Regions from separate parts of the Homo sapiens genome. Here region 2 is linked to region 1. The links are chromatin loops, found by intact Hi-C in ENCODE. Cell type or tissue: CD4-positive, alpha-beta T cell. All regions are shown on one strand. Each heading gives the region's core, and the rest is flanking DNA. Links, peaks and the distances in the headings are about the cores only. Region 1 overlaps DENND2A (DENN domain containing 2A). Region 2 overlaps AGK-DT (AGK divergent transcript).

Evidence for each region. A loop is a pair of places that touch in the nucleus more often than their neighbours do. Peaks named below come from ENCODE experiments on the same cell type or tissue, not always from the same donor. Only the 100,000 strongest peaks of a DNase experiment are listed, where the experiment ranks them.
Region 2: it touches region 1 in a loop (13-fold over the local background); 10 of 110 quality-filtered maps call a loop at or near these places.

Annotation. Positions count from the first base shown.
Region 1 is chr7:140,511,898-140,524,063 of GRCh38, forward strand. DENND2A (DENN domain containing 2A) reads right to left here. Exons shown (of 20, transcript NM_015689.5): 17 at 11,410-11,527; 18 at 9,958-10,203; 19 at 7,735-7,821; 20 at 6,523-6,841. The coding sequence ends at 6,810. Among named protein-coding and RNA genes, the nearest start is that of MKRN1, 38 kb to the left of the region's middle. In CD4-positive, alpha-beta T cell, for the core only: CTCF peaks have their summits at 6,212 (motif pointing right) and 6,413; a DNase peak (open chromatin) is centred at 6,214.
Region 2 is chr7:141,526,308-141,538,473 of GRCh38, forward strand. The region is part of intron 1 of AGK-DT (AGK divergent transcript); the gene reads right to left. Among named protein-coding and RNA genes, the nearest start is that of AGK-DT, 19 kb to the right of the region's middle. In CD4-positive, alpha-beta T cell, for the core only: CTCF peaks have their summits at 7,220 (motif pointing left) and 7,424; a DNase peak (open chromatin) is centred at 7,204.

The DNA of each region.
Region 1 (12,166 bases), core at 2,334-10,333:
CACCATGTTGGCCAGGCTGGTCTCGAACATCTGACCTCAAGGGATCTGTCTGCCTCAGCCTCCCAAAATGCTGGGATTACAGGCGTGAGCCACTACACCTGGCCTTTTTTTTTAGACTTGATGTTGTTTTTTTGCCCATGCTGGTCTCGAACTTCTGGCTTCAAATGATTCACCTGCCTGGGCCTCCCAAAATGGTAGGATTACATGCATGAGCCACCGAGCTCAGCTCGCTTTTTGCTTTTAATTTTGGTAAGGCCAGGAAACACAGTCGATGACACCTCTGCTTGATGTGGCAGGCCCTCATTTGGCCTTCGTCCTCGGTGAACGGCCTCCATCTCCAGATATGGGGCATCTGTGGCTTTACCCTTGGCTCTCATAGCCCCATCTCTTTAAAAAAAATTTTTTTTTAACTTTTTTTGTTGTTTTGTTTTTGAGACAAAGCCTGTTGCCCAGGCTGGAGTGCAATGGCACAATCAGGGCTCACTGCAGCCTCAACCTGTGGGTAGTCCTCCTCAATCACCCACAGCCCTGTTGAATAGCTCTTTCACTCCTGTCCATGGGGCTGGTGAGAGAGAAGGGCAGGTCCGTGTGAATCTGGAGTTCTCTGACAGAAAAACAACCCAGTCCACATTTCCCCAGGGCAGGGGTGGGGGATGGTGGCAGGGTGAGGGGCACTGGAATCAGCTCTATAGCGGGAGGGACAACCTGTTGTGAGGTTCCGGTTTCAGATCTTAAGTGTGTGGTCTTTTAGGATTATACTGGGGCAGGAAGGGGTGATGGGCAGAGGACGAGGAGAGCAAGAGGGACCGGTAAGGAGCCCAGGGCTGATCAAACGTCAGACAGTTTGCTCCCTGGCCTGCTGCCAGCATCTGTTCATGCCAGAAAGAAGTCAGAGGTTGGGCTGCTGAACTCCAGCTAGGTGCTGGGTGAGGGCCGGGTGTGGTCACTGTACAAGCCGTGGACTGAAGTTAATTGGCCTTCACAGGTGCCAGCAGGTACATGGCCCTGCTCACTTGCCTTTTGCTTTGCTTTTTTTTTTTTTTTTAATTTTGATTTTAGGTTCAAGGGTACATGTGCAGGTTTGTTATATAAGTAAACTCGTGGCCGGGCGTGGTGGCTCATGCCTGTAATCCCAGCACTTTGGGAGGCTGAGGTGGGCGGATCACCTGAGGTCAGGAGTTCGAGACCAGCCTGGCCAACATGGTGAAACCCCGTCTCTATTAAAAATACAGAAATTAGCCGGGCGTGGTGGCAGGCACCTGTGGTCCCAGCTACTCAGGAGGCTGAGGCAGGAGAATTGCTTGAACCCAGGAGGCAGAGGTTGCAGTGAGCCAAGATTGCTCCACTGCACTCCAGCCTGGGCAACAGAGTGAGACTCCATCTCAAAAAAAAAAAATATGTAGCTGGGCGCAGTGGCTCACGCCTGTAATCCCAGCATTTTGGGAGGTGGAGGCGGGCAGATCACGAGGTCAGGAGATCGAGACCATCCTGGCTAACATGGTAAAACCCTGTCTCTACTAAAAATACAAAAAAATTAGCCAGGTGTGGTGGCGGGCACCTGTAGTCCCAGCTACTTGGGAGGTTGAGGCAGGAGAATGGTGTGGAGGCAGGAGAATGGTGTGAACCCAGGAGGCAGAGCTTACAGTGAGCCGAGATCATGCCACTGCACTCCAGCCTGGGCGACGAAGCGAGACTCTGTCTCAAAAAAAAAAAAGTAAATGCATGTCACTGGGATTTGTTGTACAGATCATTTCATCTCCCAGGTACTAAGCTTTTTTTTTTTTTTTTTTTTTTTTTTGAGATGAATCCTCACTCTGTCGCCAGGCTGGAGTGTAATGGCACAATCTCAACCCACCACAATCTCAGCCTCCTGGGTTCAAGTGATTCTTGTGCCTCAGCCTCCCGAGTAGCTGGGAATGCAGGTGTGCGTCACCACCCCTGGCTAATTTTTGTATTTATTTTTTCAGTTTTAGTAGACATGGGTTTCATCATGTTGGCCAGGCCAGGCTGGTCTCTAACTTCTGACCTCAAGTGATCCACCTTCCTTGGCCTCCCAAAGTGCTGGGATTACAGGTGTGAGCCACCACACCCAGCCCTCAAAATGTTTGAAGAAAGTTTAGGAATTTGTGTTGGGCCACATTCAAAGCCGTCCTGGGTTGCATGTGGCCCATGGGCTGTGGGTTGGATAAGCTTGGTTTAAGCGTTTTTCTCCGCAATCTCTCCAGCATCTGTTATTTTTTGACTTTTTTTTTTTTTTTTTCAATTGAGATGAGGTCTCGCTCCTCTGCCCAGGCTGGTGTTGAGCTCCTGGCCTCAAGTATTCCACCTGCCATGCATGGCCTCCGAAAGTTCTGGGATTACAGGCATGAGCCATCATGATTGGCCGACTTTTTAATAATAGCTATTCTGAGAGGTGCGAGATGGTATCTCATTGTGGTTTTGATGTGTGTTTCTGTAATGTTCAGTGATACTGAACTTTTTCTCATATGCTTGTTGGCCGCATGTGTAACTTTTGCTTTTCTTATGAACCTTTGCACAGGTCTCCGGCTTCCACTCATCTTGTCCTTCCCAAAGCCCACTCCCACAGCTTGCTTGGCTCCTCAGGGTCTTTGGGGCCTGCCGTGTACCGCTTTGGATTTGCTTTTCAAGCCTATGCAAGGTATCCAGAGCAATGGGACTTAAAAGAAAAAAGACCAGGTCAGGCGTGGTGGCTCATGCCTTTAATCTCAACACTTTGGGAGGCTGAGGCAGGAGGATTTTTTGAACCTAGGAGTTCAAGAACAGCCCTGGTGGTTGGTGGCTTACGCCTGTAATCCCAGCACTTTGAAGGCTGAGGTGGGTGGATCACGAGGTCAGGAGCTCAAGACCAGCCTGGCCAAGATGGTGAAACCCTGTCTCTACTAAAAATAAAATTAGCTGGGCATGGTGGCAGGCGCCTGTAATCCTGGCTACTCGGGAGGCTGAGGCAGGAGAATCGCTTGAACCCGGGAGGCAGAGGTTGCAGTGAGCCGAGATAGCGCCACTGCACTCTAGCCTGGGCGACAGACTGAGACTCTGTCTCAAAAAAAAAAAAAAAAAAAAGAACAGCCCTGGCAACATAGTGAGATCCCATCTCTACCAAAAAAAAAAAAAAAAAATTCTATTTACCAGCTTTGATATGCCTGAGGGTGTGACCCCTGTGGCCCTGGATGCTGTCACTCGTTTCATTGATATTCCTTTTTTTTTTTTTTTTTTTGAGACAGTGTCTCACTCTGTTGCCCGGGCTGGAGTGCACTGGCGTGATCTCAGCTCATTGCAACCTCTGCCTCCTGAGTTCAAGTGATCCTCCCACGTCAGCCTCCTGAGTGGCTGAGATTACAGGTGCCCGCCACCACACCTGGCTAATTTTTGTATTTTTAGTAGAGATGGGGGTTTGCCATGTTGGCCATGCTGGTCTCGAGCTCCTGACCTTAAGTGATCCACCCACCTCAGCCTCCCAGAATGCTGGGATTACAGGCGTGATGTTTTGTTTTGTTTTGAAAGTCACTCAGGTTGCTCTGTCACTCAGGTTGGAGTGCAGTGGTGCAATCTCGGTTCACTGCAACCTCTGCTTCCCGGGTTCAAGCAATTCTCCTGCCTCAGCCTCCTGAGTAGCTGGGACTACAGGAGTGCGCCACCACGCCAGGCTAATTTTAAAATTTTCTGTAGAGATGGGCGGACCCACTATGTTGCCCAGGCTGGTCTTGAACTCCTGGTCTTAAGTGATCCTCCCACCTCAGCCTCCCAAAGTGTTAGGATTATAAGCATGGACCTCTGTGCCCACCTTCTTTTTTTTTCCTAAAAGAAAACCATGTTTATTTGAGAATAGCCATTGCAATGGTAATACACAGGACATAGTAAAAACTATGTGCTGCATATTCAAGGAGGTAAAGGAAGACAGGGTTTTTAAAGGAAAAGTAGGGAGGATCACATTGTTTTGAGATCATTATCCTTGGCTACAAGGATCCATAACAAGGCTGGCGCCAGTCTGAGGCTGGACAGGCAGTTGCTGGGCAGATGTCCTCACACAAGTATTTTGTGTGTCTGTGTGGCTCCATTTTGATTCTGGCAACTTTCACATGGTCATTTGTGAACGTTTGTTAGGCTGTACACTAATATCTGTATGTGTATTTTTAAAGTATGTATATTTTGGCAGGGCGTGGTGGCTCACACCTGTAATCCCAGCACTTTGGGAGCCAAGGCGGGCGGATCACCTGAGGTCAGGAGTTTGAGACCAGCCTGGTCAACATGGTGAAACACCGTCTCTGCTAAAAATACAAAAATTAGCCAGGTGTGGTGGCGCCCGCCTGTAATCCCAGCTACTCAGGAGGCTGAAGGGGGAGAATCGCTTGAACTCGGGAGGTGGAGGTTGCAGTGAGCCAAGATCGTGCCGCTGCACTCCAGCCTGGGGGACAGAGCGAGACTCCATCTCAAAAAAAAAAAAAGTAAATAAATTTAAAAAAAAGTATGTATATTTTACTTTAAGCAAAAATGAAAATTAAGATGGGGCAAGTGTGCTAAGATACTTGTACAAAGATGCTGTTTTCGATGTTATGATGTTAAAAACTGGAAACGTCCTGCATGTATAAAGAGCCAAAGGCTGATGAACTAATAGCTTTTAGTATCCCCACAGAATGGAATATTATGCAGTCATTGGGAATGTTGATAAAGATGTACATTTATTTGCTTGGAGTTATTAAGTAAACAATATAATGCGAAATAAGTTAAAAAAAGAAAGTATATTCCAAAAAGTGTCCCTTTCTGGGCAATATACAAATATGCAGACTATTAAGAAAGTTGACTAGTCTGAGGAGCTTGCTAGATACATATATTCCTGAGCCCACACACAAACTTGACTAATCCAAGGAGCTTGTTAGATACATATTCCTGAACCCCCACACTCAAGGATTCAGGGATTCTCATTCAGGCATCCCCCTAGTCCCCACCCACACACACCCAGCCAGAGTTTTTTTGAGAAGGAGTCTTGCTCTGTTGTCCAGGCTGGAGTGCAGTGGCATGATCTCGGCTCACTGCAACCTTCTCCTCCCCAGTTCAAGCGATTCTTCTGCCTCAGCCTTCCAGGTAGTTGGGATTACAGGCACGCACCACGATGCCCGGCTAAGTTTTTCTTGTATTTTTAGTACAGATGGGGTTTTGCCATGTTGGCCAGGCTGATCTTGAACTCCTGACCTCAGGTGATCCACCTGCCTGCCTTGGCCTCTCAAAGTGCTGGGATTATAGGCATGAGCCATTGCGCCCGGCCAGGCAGGTTAATTTTTATGCACAGCCTGGTTTCTACCATTCTGGGAGCATCTTTGAGAATTTGATGTAAACTGTGGATCTTCACCTCTGAAAAAGTAATGGACACACCAAAGCCTGGGTAGAACTTGGAGGGGCGAGGGGGTCCATAACTCCAGCTAAGAGGAAGGATGAGAGGTCACCTCCCCTCATTTTCCTCATTTCTATTTATCCTCGGAAGGCCCCTTGCTCCCGCTCCCTAAAGGTTGAGAACCCCTGCCAGGCAGTATGGCCCCTCTGGGCCATTGTTGAGGTCGGCGCCCCTCCCTTTTGTGTTTCTGTGAGGGTCGCTGGTGAGAGCTGAGGGCAGGGGTCACCTGGTAGTGGCCCTGAGGCTTGCTCTGAGAACCTGCCTCAGCTGTGTTCGGGGCTTTTCCTGCCTCCCCGCTGTCCCTGCTGTCCCCACTGTCCCCGCTGCAGGACAGCTCTTAGGTCGCCCTGAGGTTTTTGGCCTTCTCCACACCCTCCCTGCTTCTGGTCCAGAAAACGCAAGCTGCCTCTCTGGCTGCACACGGCTCATGACGCCGCCCCAGCGTTCTCACCCTCCATCTTGTTACCATCAGCCGCAAAAGGTCCCCCCGCCCCCCACCGTGTACAGGCAGTGCACATCCACTATTGCATTAATGCTGCTCTGGGCCCCTGGAATGAGATGGGAACGGGGTCAAAGTTGTGGCTATGTGTTGGAAGGTGGGCCGTGAGCAGTGTCGTAAACTTGAAGACCCCTAGAACAGTTTACTGACCTCTTTTTGTGTGTGTGCCTCTAAAAGCCAGGGACTACTCAGGCAGTGGACAGTTCCATGGCTTCTTCTAAGAGAACAAGGCAGTCAAGAAGAGTCAGGTCCATTTGGGAAGAGAGACGTCCATGGCCTCGGCCACCAGGTGGCATCACTGTCCCTTCTGGAAGAGCAGCGTGTCTGGGAAGCCACATCCGTCTACAGCTCCCGTTCCTCCCTAGCCTCCACTCTAGGGCAAGGGCCCAGCCTTTCACTAGGAGGCCTCACTCCCTGAACCCGAGGCACCGGCTCCGCCTCCTCCCCTCACAGTCCTCATGTGTCGTCAGTCCCGCTCCGAGGAGCACCTCATTTCTGTTGCCCATCACCACTCCTCTTAGCTCCATTGCTGAGCGGCCGGATGGGACGAACGAGGGGAACGTGTAGGGCAGGACAGGCTCCTCTTGGCCTTGGCATAATAAACAGAAAACCCACACATTTTTCTTACTTTTAATATCTAAGATAAAAAAAAAAACCCAACCACCAAAACAACCCATTTGCATGTCGGCGACACGCCTGGTCTCGGGCTCCCTTTCTGGGGCTGTCCTCCCAGGCGGCTCCCAGGTCCTCATCCAGGGAAGAGCCCAGCCTCGGCCAGAAGCCACCGCGGCCTCCAGTTCCGCACCGTGACAACCTGGGACCCAGCCTTTCAGAAAGGCCACCAGGAACTGTTTTTAAAGCATAGGGCTGCACTAGGAGGAAGTTTTCCCTTGAGGCTGAGAGTTATTTCTTGTGGAGAAATTTCATTTTATTGCCTAAAAAAAAGGAAAATGAGAACATTTCACAAGGCAGACAAAGGAGGGTGAGATAAATCTTGCCCTTTCCACCCAGAAGTGGTGCGGGTAACGGGGCCCCCACGCCACCCCAGGGAGCCTCATCCCTTGCTCTGGAGAAGCCAAAGGGGCTTTGTTCTTTCCAGAGATCCCCGTGGGGTCTTCCTCAGACTTGAGGGGGTTTGAAAGGAAGACCATCAGAGCTGTCTAGGAGGGCTGGCTGCTTCTGTGGTAATAAAGGAAGCACCGAATTAACACATCCCTCAGGAGCCAGGGGAGGAGAAAGTGCCCAGCAATGCTGTGTGTATTTAAAACACTCTGCTTCCAGGTAGCCCTCCGTCCTGCAGGAGGCACAGATATGGCGCCCTTCACAGGCCCTCTGGGAGGGCCTCACTGCTGCAGACACCTCCCTACTGGGGCCTCCGTCCTCTTTTTTGGCTGTCTTCATTCTCCCTTTCCCTTTAAGGGCCTTTTCACTGATTAAACTACAGTCCTTGTAAGTGTCACGTTTCTACTTTCCAGAGGAATTTGGACACCAGTGCGAGTCTTTCTTGCCAGACGTCCTTGTCTGGTTCCCGCCATGCTCCCTCAGCTCAGTTCCTCTGAGATTTAACAGTGCAGGAGATCATAGAGAAAGAAGACAGCAAGAAAGCCCGGGGACCCAGAAAAGGAGGTGCTGGGGGCAGCGTTTCCTTTGTTTTCTCTTTGGGGACAGATTAGAACAGGAGGTTAAAATGCCAGTAGCATCTGCCCAGCGCAGGCCGTAGAGCTCTGCATTATTCAGGGCGCTGGCTCCAGTGGAGGGAACCGGCTGGGACTCCGAGACAGACAGCTCAGAGGCACACAGGCTGGGCACCCAGAGCCCGGGGCCTTACCTAGTCCCTTCAGGAACTTATTGACACCGCTGTGCTCTCCACTGGGGAGTGTTTCCAGATACTCTTGGGCTCGGACCTCAAACAGACCTGTTAACAAGAGAAATCCCAGCCATTTGAGTTCTTGGTCTTTGCACTTCTAAATGTGTCCATTTCCTCCCTACCAGAGAAAAGAGAAACCTTGTTTCTGAGACTAAGCTGCTCCTATAAACATGCTCTGAATCAGGAGGTTTTATAAGGATTTTATTGCTCTTATAATTGCCCCACCTGTGCAGTAACTCCCTTTGGAAAGCTATAAAGCCACCTCATAGATGAAATCCTATTTTTATTCAACAAACGCCTTCCGAGCGTCTACACTGTGCCAGGCGGGCAGTTTTAAAGATGAACCGGAGTGGCCAGTCATGGTGGTTCACGCCTGTAATCCCAGCACTTTGGGAGGCTGAGGTGGGCAGATCACCTGAGATCAGGAGTTCGAGGCCAGCCTGGCTAACATGGTGAAACCCTCTTTCTACTGAAAATACAAAAAAATTAGCCAGGTGTGGTGGTGCACGCCTATAATCCCAGCTACTCGGGAGGCTGAGGCAGGAAAATCGCTTGAACCCGGGAGGCGGAGGTTGCAGTGAGCCAAGGTCACGCCTTTGCACTCCAGCTTGGGCAACAAGAGTGAAACTCCGTCGCAAAAAAAAAAAAAAAAGTTGAACCGGACTGTCCTGGCTTGGGAGGGGTGTCTGTGCTCTCCCATTTCCCTGCATTCTCCTGTACGAGGGCCCTGGCCAAGTGGCTTAGTTTTCCAGGAGTCCCTCTGTGGAGGTGTGGAGGGAGGATGGCTGGATAGGCCATCTCTTAAGCCGCTTCTCAGACCCCTGGGGTCTGAGCTTCAGGCACTCTGTCTTCATTGCTGACTGATCTTTCATGGACAGAGGGTTCTTTCCAGGGTTTTTTTTTTTTGAGATAGAGTTTCGCTGTGTCACCCAGGCTGGAGTGTAATGGTGCCACTGTGGCTCACTGCAAGCTCTGCCTCCTGGGTTCAAGCGCTTCTCCTGCCTCAGCCTCCTGAGTAGCTGGGATTACAGGCGCCTGCCACCATGCCCAGCTAATTTTTGTATTTTTAGTAGAGACAGGGTTTCACCAAGTTGGCCAGGTTGGTCTCGAACTCCTGACCTCAGGTGATCTGCCCGCCTCGGCCTCTCAAAGTGCTGGGATTACAGGCGCGCGCCACAGCGCCCGGCTTTTTCCAGGTAGTTTTTTTTTTTCTTTTTTTCTGAGACAGAGTTTCATTCTTGTTGCCCAGGCTGGAGTGCAATGGTGCAATCTCGGCTCACTGCAACCTCTGCCTCCTGGGTTCAAGCGATTCTCCTGCCTCAGTCTCCTGAGTAGCTGGGATTACAGGCGCACACCACCACGCCTGGCTAATTTTCTTTATTTTTAGTAGAGACAGGGTTTCACCACGTTGGCCAGGTTGATTTCCAACTCCTGACCTCAGGTGATCCGCCTGCCTTGGCCTCCGAAAGTGCTGGGATTACAGGCGTGAGCCACCATGCCCGGCTTCCAGTAGCTTTTAAGCTTGTGTGTCTCACACCTCTCTTACCAAGTGATCTGTAAAGAGAGATTTAAATGTAACTCATACTCTCCAATCAGTTTTCTTTTTCTTTCTTTTTTTTTTGTGACGGAGTCTCACTCTCTCAACCAGGCTGGAGTGCAGTGACATGATCTCGGCTTATTGCAACTTCCACCTCCCAGGCTCAAGTGATCCTCCCACCTCAGTCTCCTGAGGAGCTGGGACCACAGGCACACACCATCACACCGATCTAATTTTTTAAAACATTTTTGTAGAAAAGGGGTTGCACCATGTTGTCCAGGCTGGTCTTGAACTCCTGACCTCAAGTGATCTGCATGCCTTGGCCTCCCAAAGTGCTGGGATTATAGGCGTGAGTCACCCACTGTGCCCAGCCTGAGAATTTCATCAATTTGGAAAGAATGGGATAGAAGGAGACCCTGCCACAGACACTGGAATGTGGTTCTGGGAGAGGCTGGCAGAGGGAACAGAGAAGCCAGGAGAGGGGGCCTTCCTACCAGCTCAGTCAGGGCATAACTGCAAGCTCTCTGGGGGAGATGGACACAGTCCTGTCTGTGCCCCTGCCCTGTGATCTTTCTCCCTACTCATCAGCCGCCTGGAATATAGGGAGCTCTAGCTGACTCGGCCCCAACAGAGAAGATGCCCCTCACCTTTGGCATCCTGCCGGCGCAGCTCCCGCTCCTGGATGAAGCCCCGAAACATCTGAGTCTCCATGAAGACCTCCAGGAAGTGGCGGAGGCTCTTGGAGGAGACAGCTTTGCGGAAGGCCTCCCGCTGCAGGGTTCTCTCCTCACGCTCGCCCGACGTCAGGAACAAAGAGTAGTGTCCCACAATCTCCACGAAGAAGCGGACAAAGGCTTCAGACACCACCTCGTTCAAGGGGCTGGACTCTGGACCTGAGTAAGGGGAGGAAAGGCCAGGAACGGTGAGGGCAGACAGGCTGGGCCAGAGCCCTTGAGACAAGCCAATTGGTAATCAAAGAACAGTAACTGCTAGTTCCCTTGATGGAAACTGCGATTATCCAGGAGGAGGGTTACCCAGGTTATTAAGACATTTCTTTCCATGCTTAATTTTTTAAATTTTAAATTGTTAAAAAAGTTTTTATTTTTATTTTGTTTTTATTTTTTGAGATGGAGTCTCACTCCATTGCCCAGGCTGGAGTGCAGTGGCATAATCCTGACTCACTGCAACCTCTGCCTCCTGGATTAAAGCAATCCCTCTGCCTCAGCCTCCCGAGTAGCTGGGATTATGGGCATGCGCCACCACGCCCAGCTAATTTTTGTATTTTTAGTAGAGATGGGGTTTCACCATGTTGGCCAAGCTGGTCTCGAACTTCTGAACTCAAGTGATCTGCCCACCTCGGCCTCCCAAAGTGCTGGGATTACAGGGATGAGCCTCTGTGCCCAGCCTTTTATTTTTTTTGAGATAGAGTCTTGCTCTGTCTCCCAGGCTGGAGTGCAGTGGTGTGATCTCGGTCCACTGCAACCTCTGCCTCCTAGATCAAGCGATTCTCCTGCCTCAGACTCCCGAGTAGCTGGGATTACAGGCGCTTGCCACTATGGCCAGCTAATTTTTGTATTTTCAGTAGAGACGTGTTTTCACCATATTGGCCAGGCTGGTTTCGAACTCTTGACTTCAGGTGATCCACCTGCCTCGGCCTCCCAAAGTGCTGGGATTACAGGTGTGAGCTGCTGTGCCTGGCCACAGTTTTTAATTTTTGATTTTTTGAGATGGGATCTCACTCTGTTGCCCAGGCTGGAGTGCAGTGGTGTGGCTCACTGCAGCCTCAACCTCCAGGGCTCAAGGGATCCTCCTGCCTCAGCCTCCCGGGTAGCTGGGACCACAGGCATGTGCCACCATGCCCAGATAATTTCCACGCCCCCCTTTTAAACAGGTACTTTAAGGCCAAAATGGGGGAGGTGGGAAAATCTTTCCCACAATTCACTGTGGGAATGAAATCCAGATAAACAGAATGAGGCCCTGGTTTCTCTCCTTATGTCTCCCTTGCCCATATTCCTACTTGGCCCTTGGCCACTGCCCATTTGTTCCCTGACCCTCAGAGTGGAAGGGAGAGACCCACTGGGAGGTGGCTGAACACTTACCGTGCCTGCCGTCTAGGGGCCCTTCGTCCTGCTCACAAGCCAGCTCGTTCCTCTGTTCCAGAATGTGTTCCAGGGCCACCTGAAGCTTCCGGGGCAGGATGGAGTCCTCATCGTCCATCTGGAAAGCAGAGGTAGCAGGTGGGCTTATGGGCACGGTGGCTGCGTCTTGGCCATAGGACACACTGGAGCCACTGCAGGGCAGGCCTGGCTCAGTCTCCAGTTTCATGGAAGGAATACAACTGAAAGCCAGAGGTCTGAGGTTTCAATCTTGAGCCTACTTTTTTTTTTGAGACAGAGTTTCACTCTTGTCGCATAGTCTGGAGTGCAATGCCATGATCTTGGCTCACTGCAACCTCTGCCTCCCGGATTCAAGCAATTCTGCCTCAGCCTCCCAAGTAGCTGGAACTACAGGCGCGTGCCACCGCTCCTGGCTAATGTTTTGTATTTTTAGTAGTTTAGTTTCACCATGTTAGCCAGGCTGGTCTCGAACTCCTGACCTCAGGTGATCCGCCCACCTTGGTCTCCCAAAGTGCTGGGATTACAGGCGTGAGCCACTGCACCTGGCCGAGCCTACTTTTTACAAGCAACGGGAGCCTCGTTTTCCCCACTTGTAAAATGGACTACCAATCAATCTGTACCTTGTTGTGAAGCTACAATGGACTACAATTACCCTGTGAAAGGGCTTGGCACTGAGAGGATACTCAATAGATGATTTCCACTGCTCCATCCTGTAGGGTAGCTAGTGGATTCTGGTAAC
Region 2 (12,166 bases), core at 2,607-10,606, 1.0 Mb after region 1:
TTAATTTAAGCATTTTCATTACTGTAGATTTTTATTGTTCACTGTTTAGTTTTAAGTCTTGGGTAATTGCTATAATAAGGTTACTAGTCAGAGACTGCAGATAAAGAACAGCAATTCAACAATTAAAAGGCAACCAACAATGCAATCTGTTGAGTTGCAAAAAAAAAAAAAAAAAAAAAAAAAAAAAAATCAGATCTGAAACTGCATGAAGATGGGCTGAAGGCCAAAACTATTAATGCAAAATATGATTATTTCCAGTGGTAAACCAATATGTGTTGGGCTCCTGTGTTACATGGGGGGTTTTGTAAGAGAATCCGAGCACCAGCATTTGGTAGGACACAATTAGACTATCTCCTCCCAGAATTCCCTTTTTAATACTTTCAGGATTTATTATACCAGGTCCTAATCCTTTCCTCTTCCTCTTTTCCTCTGTGTTTCTTCCCTTTACCGTTCCTCTTTTTTTTTTTTTTTTTTCTTGAGGTGGAGTCTTGCTCTATCACCCGGGCTGGAGTGCAGTGAGGCAATCTTGGCTCACTGCAACCTCCACCTCCCAGATTCAAGCGATTCTCCTGCCTCACCCTCCCAAGTAGCTGGGACTACAGGTATGCACCACCACACCTGGCTAATTTTTTTTTGTATTTTTAGTAGAGACGGGGTTTCACCATATTGGCCAAACTGGTCTCAAACTCCTGACCTCGTGATCTGCTTGCCTCGGCCTCCCAAAGTGCTGGGATTACAGGTGTGAGCCACCATGCCCAGCCTACAATTCCTCTTTCTGTGTGTCTTTCCATGCTCAGAAAAAGTAAGTCTTGAGGGCAAGGACCTAGTCTTCTTTGCATATCTTTCTAAGTATCTTTGGAAATTGTCTGTTCACCTCTGCTTCCCTCAGCCTAGTTCAAGCCACAATTTCTCACATTGCCTCCTGTGGACTCCTGGTCATTCTACAGCCTTCCTTACTCCTCCCCATCCCTCTTCAACCCCATCTTAGAAAGCCTCCACCCAGCGGCCAGACTGATCTTACACAAATTCGATGGAATCATTCCTGTACTTAAAATGGCTTCTCATTACTCCAAACTCTTCCACATCTCCTGAAGGTCTTTCCGGGTCAGCCTCCAGCCTGCCTCACCAGCGTCTTCTAGAATCTTTCTCCTTCTTGCTTTGAGTTCTCCCTTTCAGATCCTAGAACATACTGTGCTCCTTTCCACCTCAGGGCCTTTGCACACACTGCTCCCCTGAGTTGTGAAGGCTTTCTGTGTGATACCAGCCCATTGGGTCTCAACTTAAGCATCACTTCCCCAGACCAGCCCTCCAATAATCCCAGCCTTGGTCAAGTTGTGTTAAAGTTTGTTCTCAGAGCAAACAACCCTTATTTGTCCTTTCCAGGACTTACCACAATTGTGAAATTTTAACTGTATAATTCATTCATTCCTTCAACTTTCTCTAGCACTTAATATGTGCCCAACACCAAATATATACTGATGAACAAGACAGACATGTCCCCAAAGACCTTATAGTCTGGGCAGGATGGGGCATAGGGCATGGAAGGGGGAGCAGCTGATACTAACACATAAATATATATTGCAAATTATAGTAAGTACTTAAAGGAAAGAACAGAGTGCCATGAGAGACAAGTGCAGGAGCCCCTACTGTAGACTAAGGAGTTAGGAAAGATCTCTCCAAGGGGATGAGTTTCAAGTTAAGATCCAAGGCAGAGAAGGAGCCAGCCATGGAAATGCCTTCACATGTGCTGTTCCCTCTGCTGGGACAGGGAATTAGGTGGGAAAGAGTTTGGCATGTTTGAAAAGAAGGAAAGAAGCCAGGATGATTGGAATGCAGTAAGTGACAGGGAGAGTAACCCATGGCAAAGCTGGAGAGTAGGCAGGGGCTAGATTGCATAGGGGCTTGTGGCTTAGGATTTAAGAGACTACTGTAAGGGCATTGGGAAGGTTTTTTTTAAAGATTTTAAGCAGGGTAGCTATGATGCAACTCCTTAAGTGGAGAATAGACTGTTGGAGGCAAATGTGAAGGCGGGAATTGCAACGGGGCTATTTCCAAAAACTTCCAGAAGGGAAGTGTAATCCCTTGGACTAGCATGGTGGTGATGGAAATAGGGGATAAACTGGTTAGGGAGGCAAATCTAGAACTTAGTTTTGAACATGCTGGTTTGAGATGTGTGTGAGACACCCAACTAGATGTGTTCAGCAGCCAGTCATACAAGCTGGAGTGAAAGATGAGGTGTCGGCTAGAGATGTAGTAGAATCTCATCTGACTTCAGTGTTAATTTGTAAAGTCAGCATGTAAGGCCAAAGAATAAACAATTAAAAATCATCCTTCAAAAACCCTTAGAGCTGTGGACCTGAGTCTTTGGAAACTCAAAAGATAGGAGTTAACTTGTTTTTCTCCCTGATGTGTGGCCACAACTTCTCCCATCTCCCCTCCTCTCCAACAGTATCTTTTCCGGTTTAAGCGAAGTCAAAGTCTGGTTTGTAGAAATGGAAATATGGAAAAAGTAGGGTTGGCTTTTTTTTTTGTCAAGTGACTAGAGTTGAATCACTTTTCATCTAATGTAGCTTTACTGTATTACTTGGGAATCATCAGCAAACAGATGGTTTTTAAATTATGGAGATGGATAAGTTCACTTAGGGCAAGAGATGAGAGCTGTGCTAGTTTCCCAGGGCCATCATAACAAAGTACCAAACCTGGGGGGCTTAAAACAACAGAAGTTCATTCTCTCACCATTTTAGAGGCCAGAAGTCAGGAATCAAGGTATCTGCAAGGCCAGGCTCCCTCTGATACCTGCACAGGAGAATACTCGCCCCCATCAAGCCTCTGGTGTTTGCTGGCAGTGCTTGGCATCCCTCAGCTGATCGATGCGTCAGTCCCACTTCTGCCTCCATGGTCAGCAGGCATCCTCCCCTCGTGTGTCTGTGTCTCCATGTGGTATTCTCCTGCCCATGTGTCTTTCTCCCTGCCTCTTAAAAAGACACCAGTCGGATCAGATTAAGAGCTCACCTTACTCCTTATATGACCTCATCTTAAATAATTGTAGCTGCAGAGACCCTATTTCCAAATAAACAAGGCAGTGGGGGTTAGGACTTCAATGGGTCTTTTTGGGGAACACAACTCAATGTGTAACAAGGGTGCACGGCTCTCTCTCAGCAATAGCAATGGTAGAAGTCTGGTGGGCTGGGCAAGGTGAAAGAAATAGCAGCTCATCTGGGCTGTCATTTTCATCTGGGCTGTGCTCCCCATTAGAACATCTAACTTCCCCCTCAGAATGTCACAGACTCCATGCAAACGAGGCTGTATCTTTCCTGTTCCCTACTGTTCCTCAAAACTGTGGGTAACAAATGTGAAAATAAGTTACCTTTGATAGGCTGGGCATGGTGGCTCACGCCTGTAATCCTAGCACTTTGGGAGACTGAGGCAGGTGGATCACTTGAGGTCAGGAGTTTGAGACCAGCCTGGCCAACATGGTGAAACCCTGTCTCTACTAAAAATACAAAAATTAGGCAGGCCCGTTGTGGCAGGTGCCTGTAATCCTAGCTACTCGGGATCCTGAGGCAGGAGAATCACGTGAACCTGGGAGGCAGAGGTTGCAGTGAGCCAAGATCATGCCATTGAACTCCAGCCTGGGCAACAGAACAAGACTCCATCTCAAAAAAAAAAAAAAAAAGTTACCTTTGCTATGACTTTCTAAACCACAGTCTATTTCTCATAGGAAAAGTTCCACTTTCCAGAGACATTTCACCAGTAATCTCTTCACTTTCTAGATTGGTCTTCCCCTTTCAGGCCACATCTCTACTTACTTAAGTTTCATCCACCTTCCTGAGGCTGGCCAGAACATACCGCAATAGAGACAGCCACCACATAAGAATCACAGTCAGACGACACTTCCATTGCATCCGCTTTGCCCTGGTCATTATATGGACATTCCCAATCTACTTCAGTCCTTTCCAAAATGTGTCTTTCCGGATTACACATTCCTTGCTGTAGTTTTTGTGAACTGCTCGCCAACCTCAAAGTGCAAACATGACCACAATCTCTTTTATTTTTCTATTCAATTGCACAAGGGGCCAAATGACTAATTTGCTGAAAGCAGGTGCCTGTGTTGGGAACTTTCATTCCCCTCGTCCACCATGTTGAGGAATTCTGGAGGTTTATACAGCCTCCAGAGGAGTCAGGATGGTCTCCATAACCCCCCCAAAAGAGAAAATTAGGGTCTCCAGTCTTCTATTGCTATTGATTCTCAGTATCACGAGGTGTCACTGTTGAAAACTTGTTCTATGCAGTCTCAGAGCTAACAATGATTTACCCTGGGATGATGCCTTCTAGAAGGCCCAGATCCCATCACAAGCCACTGTGGTTTTCTTAAGGGAACAATCCCACATTCTCAGTACAGGGTTATATAAAATTGTCCCTAGCCTCTTCTAGCTGGTCTCTCTGCTTTCATTCCTGCTATAATGGATTATCCTAAAAGTGTAGAGGAAGCTAAAATCCCAAAAGACACTGGAGGAAAGAATGGGTGGTAGTGTTGGGAGAAGAAAGTACATTGAAGATGCTGTTTTCTGCATGAGATCCTTGCATTAAATCATGTCAGCCTTAGTGTGAAGTCTTGAGTTATACTTTATGTTGTATACCTCTATCAAATTGAGCTCACCTAAAACCCTAGGAAAGACACAGAATAGTCACTGGAGAGTGTAGGGGACTGATAACATTTCCCCTGCTTGCAAGTGTTTAGAATATAGAGAAAAGAGCTCTGGACCTGGAACCAGAAGACCTGGGTTCAAGTCATTGCCTTGCTGTTTATTAGCTGTGTGGCCTCCAGAAGTCACTTGATTTCTTTGACCTCGATGACCAATCTGTGAACTCAGGGCAATTCTAGTCTTTTCCATTTACGATGTTCTTGTGAGAATCAAATGGAGTAATCTGAAAACTGTAAAGCACCATGTAAATATGAGGCTTTTCTTCTCAGGCTTTTCATTTTTTTTTTTTTTTTTTTTTTGAGACGGAGTCTCACACTGTCACCCAGGCTGGAGTGCAGTGGCACCATCTCGGCTCACTGAACCCTCCGCCTCCAGGTTCAAACAATTCTCCTGCCTCAGCCTCCCAAGTAGCTGGAATTACAGGTGCCTACCACCACACCCAGGTAATTTTTTGTATTTTTAGTAGAGATGGGTTTCACCATGTTGGTCAGGCTGGCCTCGAACTCCTGACCTCAGGTGATCCACCCGCCTCGGCCTCCCAAAGTGCTGGGATTACAGGTGTGAGCCACTGCGCCCAGCCCCTCTCAGGCATTTGTAAAAATTAATCGACTTTTCTAGTTTACAGAAAAATTAAGCAGAAAGTAGAGTCCCCATATATTCTCTACTTCATCCCGTTTCCCCTATTATTAACTCCTTGCAACAATTTGTTACAATTGAAGAGCCAATATTGCTATATCATTATTAATTAACAACCATAGTCTACATTAGGGTTTATTCTTTGTGTTGTACATTCTGTGGGTTTTGGCAAATGTATGACACGTATCCACCACTATGGTATTACACAGAATAGTTTCACTGCCCCACAAATCCCCTGTGTTCTGCCTATTTATCTCCTCCTCTCTCCCCCTGAACCTCTGGCAACCTCTGATCATTTTACTGTCTCCATAGCCTTGTCTTTCCCAGAACATCATATAGTTGGAATCATACAGTATGTAGCCTTTTCAGATTGGCTTCCTTTACTTGGCAATATGCATTTAAGTTTCCTCCATGTCTTGTCTTGTCTTTTTTTCTTTTTTTTTTTTTTTTTGAGATGGAGTCTCACTCTGTCACCCAGGCTGCAACCTCCGCTTCCTGGGTTCAAGCATTTCTTCTGCCTCAGCCTCCCAAGTAGCTGGGATTACAGGTGCACACCACCACACCTGGCTAATTTTTGTATTTTTAGTAGAAATGGGGATTTCACCATGTTGGCCAGGCTGGTCTTGAACTCCTGACCTCAAGTGATCTGCGTGTCTCAGCCTCCCAAAGTGCTGGGATTACAGGCATGAGCCACAGCACCCAGTCACCTCCATGTCTTTTAATTGATAGGTTGATAGCTCATTTCTTTTCATTGCTGAGTAATATTCCAATTTATAAGTGTATTCCCAACAGACTTTTTACTTAAAAAAAAATGACCAAAGACTACATTGCCTTAGAGTTCAATTAAAATAGTATCAAGAGCTATGCGAAAGAGAAAAAAAAAGGTGAAGAATGGAAGATGGATATGGGAGGATGGACGGAGGCTATAGGCCCTCATGCAGATGTTGTGTTTTGGAGGAGGGAGGGATTCTGGGCTGGTTGTAAATATAAGAAACACAATATATCCACTCTATCCCATCCTTGAAATACAGCTTAGCTGCCAGCAGCCTGATCCCCTAAGTGCAGAGCCTGAGCAGTCACCCTAATGCACCGTACCTGGGTTCGGTACTAATGGCAGATCGAGAAAGAAATGCTAAAGTTATGTGTCTCTCAAACCACAGCACTACTAGCTGTATGCCTGATCCATAAGAGCATGCAATAGGCTGGGTGTGGTGGCTCACGCCTGTAATCCTAGCACTTTGGGAGGCCGAGGCAGGCAGATCACCTGAGGTCAAGAGTTCGAGACCAGCCTGGCCAACATGGTGAAACCCTGTCTCTACTAAAAATCCAAAATTAGCTGGGCGTGATGGCGCGTGCCTGTAATCCCAGCTATCCAGGAGGCTGAAGCAGTGAACCTGGGAGGCGAAGGTTGCAGTGAGCCGAGATCGCACCATTGCACTCCAGCCTGGGTGACGACAGCGAAACTCCGTCTCAAAAAAAAAAAAAAAAAAAAAAAAAAAAAAAAAAAAAAAAAAAAAAAAAGCATGCAGTAGATGCTTGAATGAATGGTTGAAGAAGCACAGGATAGGCCGCCAGACTTGGGGACTGAGGGAAGGTGGAGGGAGGAGGCAGAAAGTGAGGGTCATTAATGATCTTTTCATAAGGCCTTTGAGAGACTATTGCCAGGCCCCAGACCCCCTTTACAAACTGCTGAGCACTGCAGGGGGACTATTTGCGTCAGACTCAAGCCAAGACATCTCCAAGATCCCTGACAATAAAGCAAACACTAGGCTGGCGCTGGCTAATAGAGGAACCCAGAGGGAAAAACGCTTTTCTGTTTATGGACAATTCTCCTTCTACAGCCGGATCTTCAGCGCCACCTAGTGGTGTGCTCTTCAGGCTGGCTGCACTACCAAAGCAACCGACTAAGATTCAAATGCCTTGGTTTAAAGCTGCAAGGATTAAAACTTTCCTCTTAAGGTCTAAGATAAGAGACTATGTGGGCATAATGAGCAAATTGAGAGCTTTAGGATTCACATCAGAGAATTCTAAGTCACAAAACTTAATCTCAGCAATTACATACACAGTTAGTAGTAGGATTTTGTAGTTGCCCATACCGTTTTGCAGTTTTGGACATTGAGTAGTTTTGGACAATGAGGCCAAGATCAAAAGTTAAAGCCGTGCAAAGGAAATGCAGCACCAAGAAGGGAAAAAGAGAATCTGATCCAGCCCCTGCCGCCAGGCAGGGGAAGTGTTATTTCCATTTCATATTTAAAGCAAGTAAAACCCTACGAAATGTCCAAGGTCAAATGTCCAATATATGAGGCAAGAACTTGAATTGTGTGGAGTGTGCCTTTTCTTTTGCTATGCTGCTTCAAAGTACCCCTTTTCTTTCAATATTTGCTTTGTTTTGCTACAATTGCACTGATATTCTCCTACCAATGGATCAATAAGCTTCATTTCTATTCTAAACTCACAAACTACAGTGTTCCCCTAAAGGCTTGGGTCATTCTGTCTGTCTCATGCAGGAACTAGAATTCCCTAGAATGTTCATAATGTGAATGGCAATTCATGTGTTATATATACATTAAATATCTTATGTATAATGTTAACTCATATTCCTTTTACTTGTTAACTGACCTTAAATTAGGTCAGTTTCTATATGTAATACTGTAAATATTAATTAGATTGCAGTTAATTTGTTGATAATTCATGGTGATTATATTAGTTATACAATTCACAATGAAATTTTAAAATCTGCCTTTTCTTTAAGAGAATGTGGTTTGGAATTAAATGGAGAACTTACATTTATTCAGCATCAGATATTGACTAGGTGATTTTACATATACTAATTTAATCTTTATGATTAACACTATGAGGTAAGTCAAATAATTATCTTTATATAGATGAAGAAAGAAAGACAGAAATTGTAAATAACCACCCCTAGATAGACACTAAACAGAAGAGCTGGAAATTGAAAGTGGACTTTCTGTCTTGAAGTCAAGTAGTATTTCTACCAGACCTCTTGAATCCACTAGACTCGAAGTCCAGAAGTCTGAGTTTTATTTCCAACTTAAATACCACATACAATGCTGTGTACTATAATATCCTTTTGAAAATTCACTATGCTCATTTGTATATCCACAGTCCTATTGAATTCTAATATAAACATACATGTTTAGCAACACTCATGGAATTATTGTTCTTTCTCGGGGTTTTTTTTTTTGAGTGTGTACGTATATCTATTAACTCTCCTCTGAAATAGTGCTCTATAAAGCACACAGTGATTAGTGCTGGTCTGGAAGATAATATGCTGGAGAGCCTGATTGGAGCGATCTGGACTAGAGAGATAGCTGTGAACTGAATGAGGATTCAGTCTTCCAAAATAGTCCTTGGGCACACTTGCCAAAAACAGCTCACAGCATAATTTTGTTTTAAAATACTTGTTTGTAACCTTGCTTGTTTAAGAAAGAATTAATGTAGGAGAACAGGATTTCAGTGGCATAATGGTTATCACCAGGGCTCTCAATGAGAATGTAAAACGTATCTATGGCCTCCTCTCTCTTCCTTTCTTTGACATCTCTCTCCTCTTCTTGGATTGCTTCCCGCTCTGCTGGCTCATCTTAACCTGCCCCTCCCAGGGCTTACTGGGTTTCAACGTTACCTCTCACACCTCTTCCGAGTTCCTCAGTGCTTGTCAGTTTGATGTTAGGAAAACAATCTAACCAAATTGATATTCATTATATTATGAGTCCTTTGTGCTTCAGGAGTATTTGTGATGGGAATAATTAAGCCTCCTTTAACTGGAAAATTTCAAATAGCTTCAGGGAGGTTTGGGAGAAAGAGCGTCAATGACTGTCTGAGTCTGTAACCCCAAGCTTGTCTGTTCCATTTTCCTGTGTCACATAGCCTCTGCCAGTGGATTCAGTGCTATTTATACTGGGACTCTCATCCCAGTCCTAAATCTAGCATAGGAGCAGACAGATAGATGCCAAAAAAATACAGCAACGATTCATGATAAAAACTCCCAGAAAACTAGAAATGCAAGAAACTTCCTTAACCTGATGAAGAGCACCTATGAAAAATATATAGCTAAGATAACTCTTAACGGTGAGATTCAGAATGCTTTTCTCCCCAAATCAGGAACTAGACAAGAATATCTACTCTCACCAATTCTATGCAATAGTCCCCTTAAATACTAATTGATAATATAAAGAAATAAAGAGATAAAAAATATTGAGATTGAAAAGCAAAAAGTAAAACTGCCCTTATTTGCATATGACATGATTGCATACATGGAAAATCCTAACAACTACAAAATGTACTATACCAAGGAAGTGTATTTAGTAAAGTTACAGTATCCATTTTTTACATGAATGTAAAAAAAAAAAAAAAAGTATATCTAGGCTGGGAGCCATAGCTCATGCCTATAATCCCAGCACTTTGGGAGGCTGAGGTGGGCAGATCACCTGAGGTCGGGAGTTCGAGACAAGCCTGACCAACATGGAGAAATCCTGTCTCTACTAAAAATACAAAATTAGCCGGGCGTGGTGGTGCATGCCTGTAATCCCAGCTACTCGGGAGGCTAAGGCAGGAGAATCACTTGAACCCAGGAGGTGGAGGTTGCTGTGAGCCGAGATCGTGCAATTGCACTGCAGCCTGGGCAACAAGAGTGAAACTGTCTCAAAAAAAAAAAAAAAAGTAATCTAGGCCGGTCAAAGTGGCTCATGCCTATAATCCCAGCACTCTGGGAGGCCAAAGTGGGTGGATCACCTGAAGTCAGGAGTTCGAGACCAGCCTGGCCAACATGGTGAAACCCTGTCTCTACTAAATTTACAAAAAATTAGCTGGGCATAGTGGTAGGCGCCGGTAATCCCAGCTACTCGGGAGGCTGAGGCAGGAGAATCGCTTGAACCCAGGAGGTGGAGGTTGCAGTGAGCCGAGATTGCGCCATTAGTGAAACTCCATCTCAAAAAAAAAAAAATGTATATCTATATTCTAGTAATCAACAATTGGAAATGGAAATTTAAACAATACCATGTATAACAGTACTAAACAGTGGAAAACACTGAAATATATTTAACAAAATATGGTGCAAGACATGTACACTTAAACTTAAGAAACATTACTAAGAAAAATGAAATAATACCCAAATAAATGGAGATAAATACCATATTTATAAATCGGAAGACTCAATTTTATAAAATGATTAAATCTTAAATTGGTCTATAAATTCAACATAATCTGGATCACAAGCACAGTTTTATTTTTTGTAGACAAAAAATAAATTGACAAGATGATTCTAAACTCTGTATAGAAATTCGAAGGACTTAGAATAGCCAAAATATTTTGAGAAAAGAGAACAAAATTGAGGACTTAAACTAGCCAATTTCAAGACTTACTAAAGAGCCTTATTAATCACGATAGCATGGTATTGGCATAAAGATGGACATACAGATCAATAAAACAGAGTAAAGAATCCAGAAAAACTCCATACATACATGGTTCAATGATTTGCCAAGGTAAGTCAGTGGAAGAAAGGATGGCATTTTAAGAAATAATGTTGGGCCAGGCACCATGGCTCATGCCTGTAATCCCAGCACTTTGGGAGGACAAGGCGGGTGGACCACCTGAGGTCGGGAGTTTGAGACCAGCCTGGCCAACATAGTGAAACCCCATCTCTACTAAAAATACAAAATTAGCTGGGCATGGTGGCATGTGCCTGTAATCCCAGTTACTCAGGAGGCTGAGGCAGGAGAATCGCTTGAATACTGGAGGCAGAGATAGCAGTGAGCCGAGATCGCACCATTGCACTCTAGCCTGGGCGACAAGAGAGAAACTCCATTTCAAAAAGAAAAAAAAAAAAAAAAAGGAAGAAAAGAAAGAAAAGAAAAGAAAAGAAAAGAAATAACATTGGAACAACTGAAGAGAGGCATATGGGAAAAAGAACCTCAACCCCTACCTCACACAGTTCACAAATATTAACTTAAAATAGGTAATAGACCTAACCAAAAAATAAAAATAAAAATTATAAAACTTCTGCAAGAAAAAAAAAATCGGAGAAATCGGAATGATATTGCATTAAGCAAAAAACTCTTAAATGGGCCCTACAAATATGAACTATAAAAGAAAAAAAATCAATAAATTGTACTTCACCAAATGTAAAGCTTTTGCTTTTCAAAAAGCACTGTTATAAAAATAAAGCACAACATAGACTGGAAGAAAATATTTGCAAAATATATCTGAAAGGGATTTGTATCTAAAATATATAAAGAACTTTAACAATTCAATAAGAAGAATTTTTTAAATGGGCAAAACATTTCAACAGATGCTTTGTCAATATCTTCCACAGATGATTAGATATATTAGGATGTCTTCAGTTTTAAAACTAACATACCAAGTGCTGGTGAGGATGTGGAGCCATTGGAAGTCTCATATCCTGCTTCCAGGAATGTAAAGGAGTGCAACCAGTTTGGAAACTAGTTTGACAGTGTCTTAAGAAATTAAACACACTTACATAAAACCCAGCCATCACTTTCCTATGTATTTACCCAAAAGAAATAAAAACATAAACATATATCACAAAAAGACTTGTATACAAATGTTGAATGCACCTTTGTTTATAATGGCAAAAAGCCTGAAACAACCTAAATGTCTGTCAACAGGTGAATGAATGAAAAAAATTGCAGTAAACCCATGCAATGGGCTACTAGTCATCAATAAGAGCAAACTACTGAAGCACACAATGGATAAATCTTAAAAAAAAAAAAAACCGTGTTGAGAGAAAAGCCAGAAACAAAAGGTTCTATATTGTACAATTCCATTTATGTAAAACTCTAAAAGAT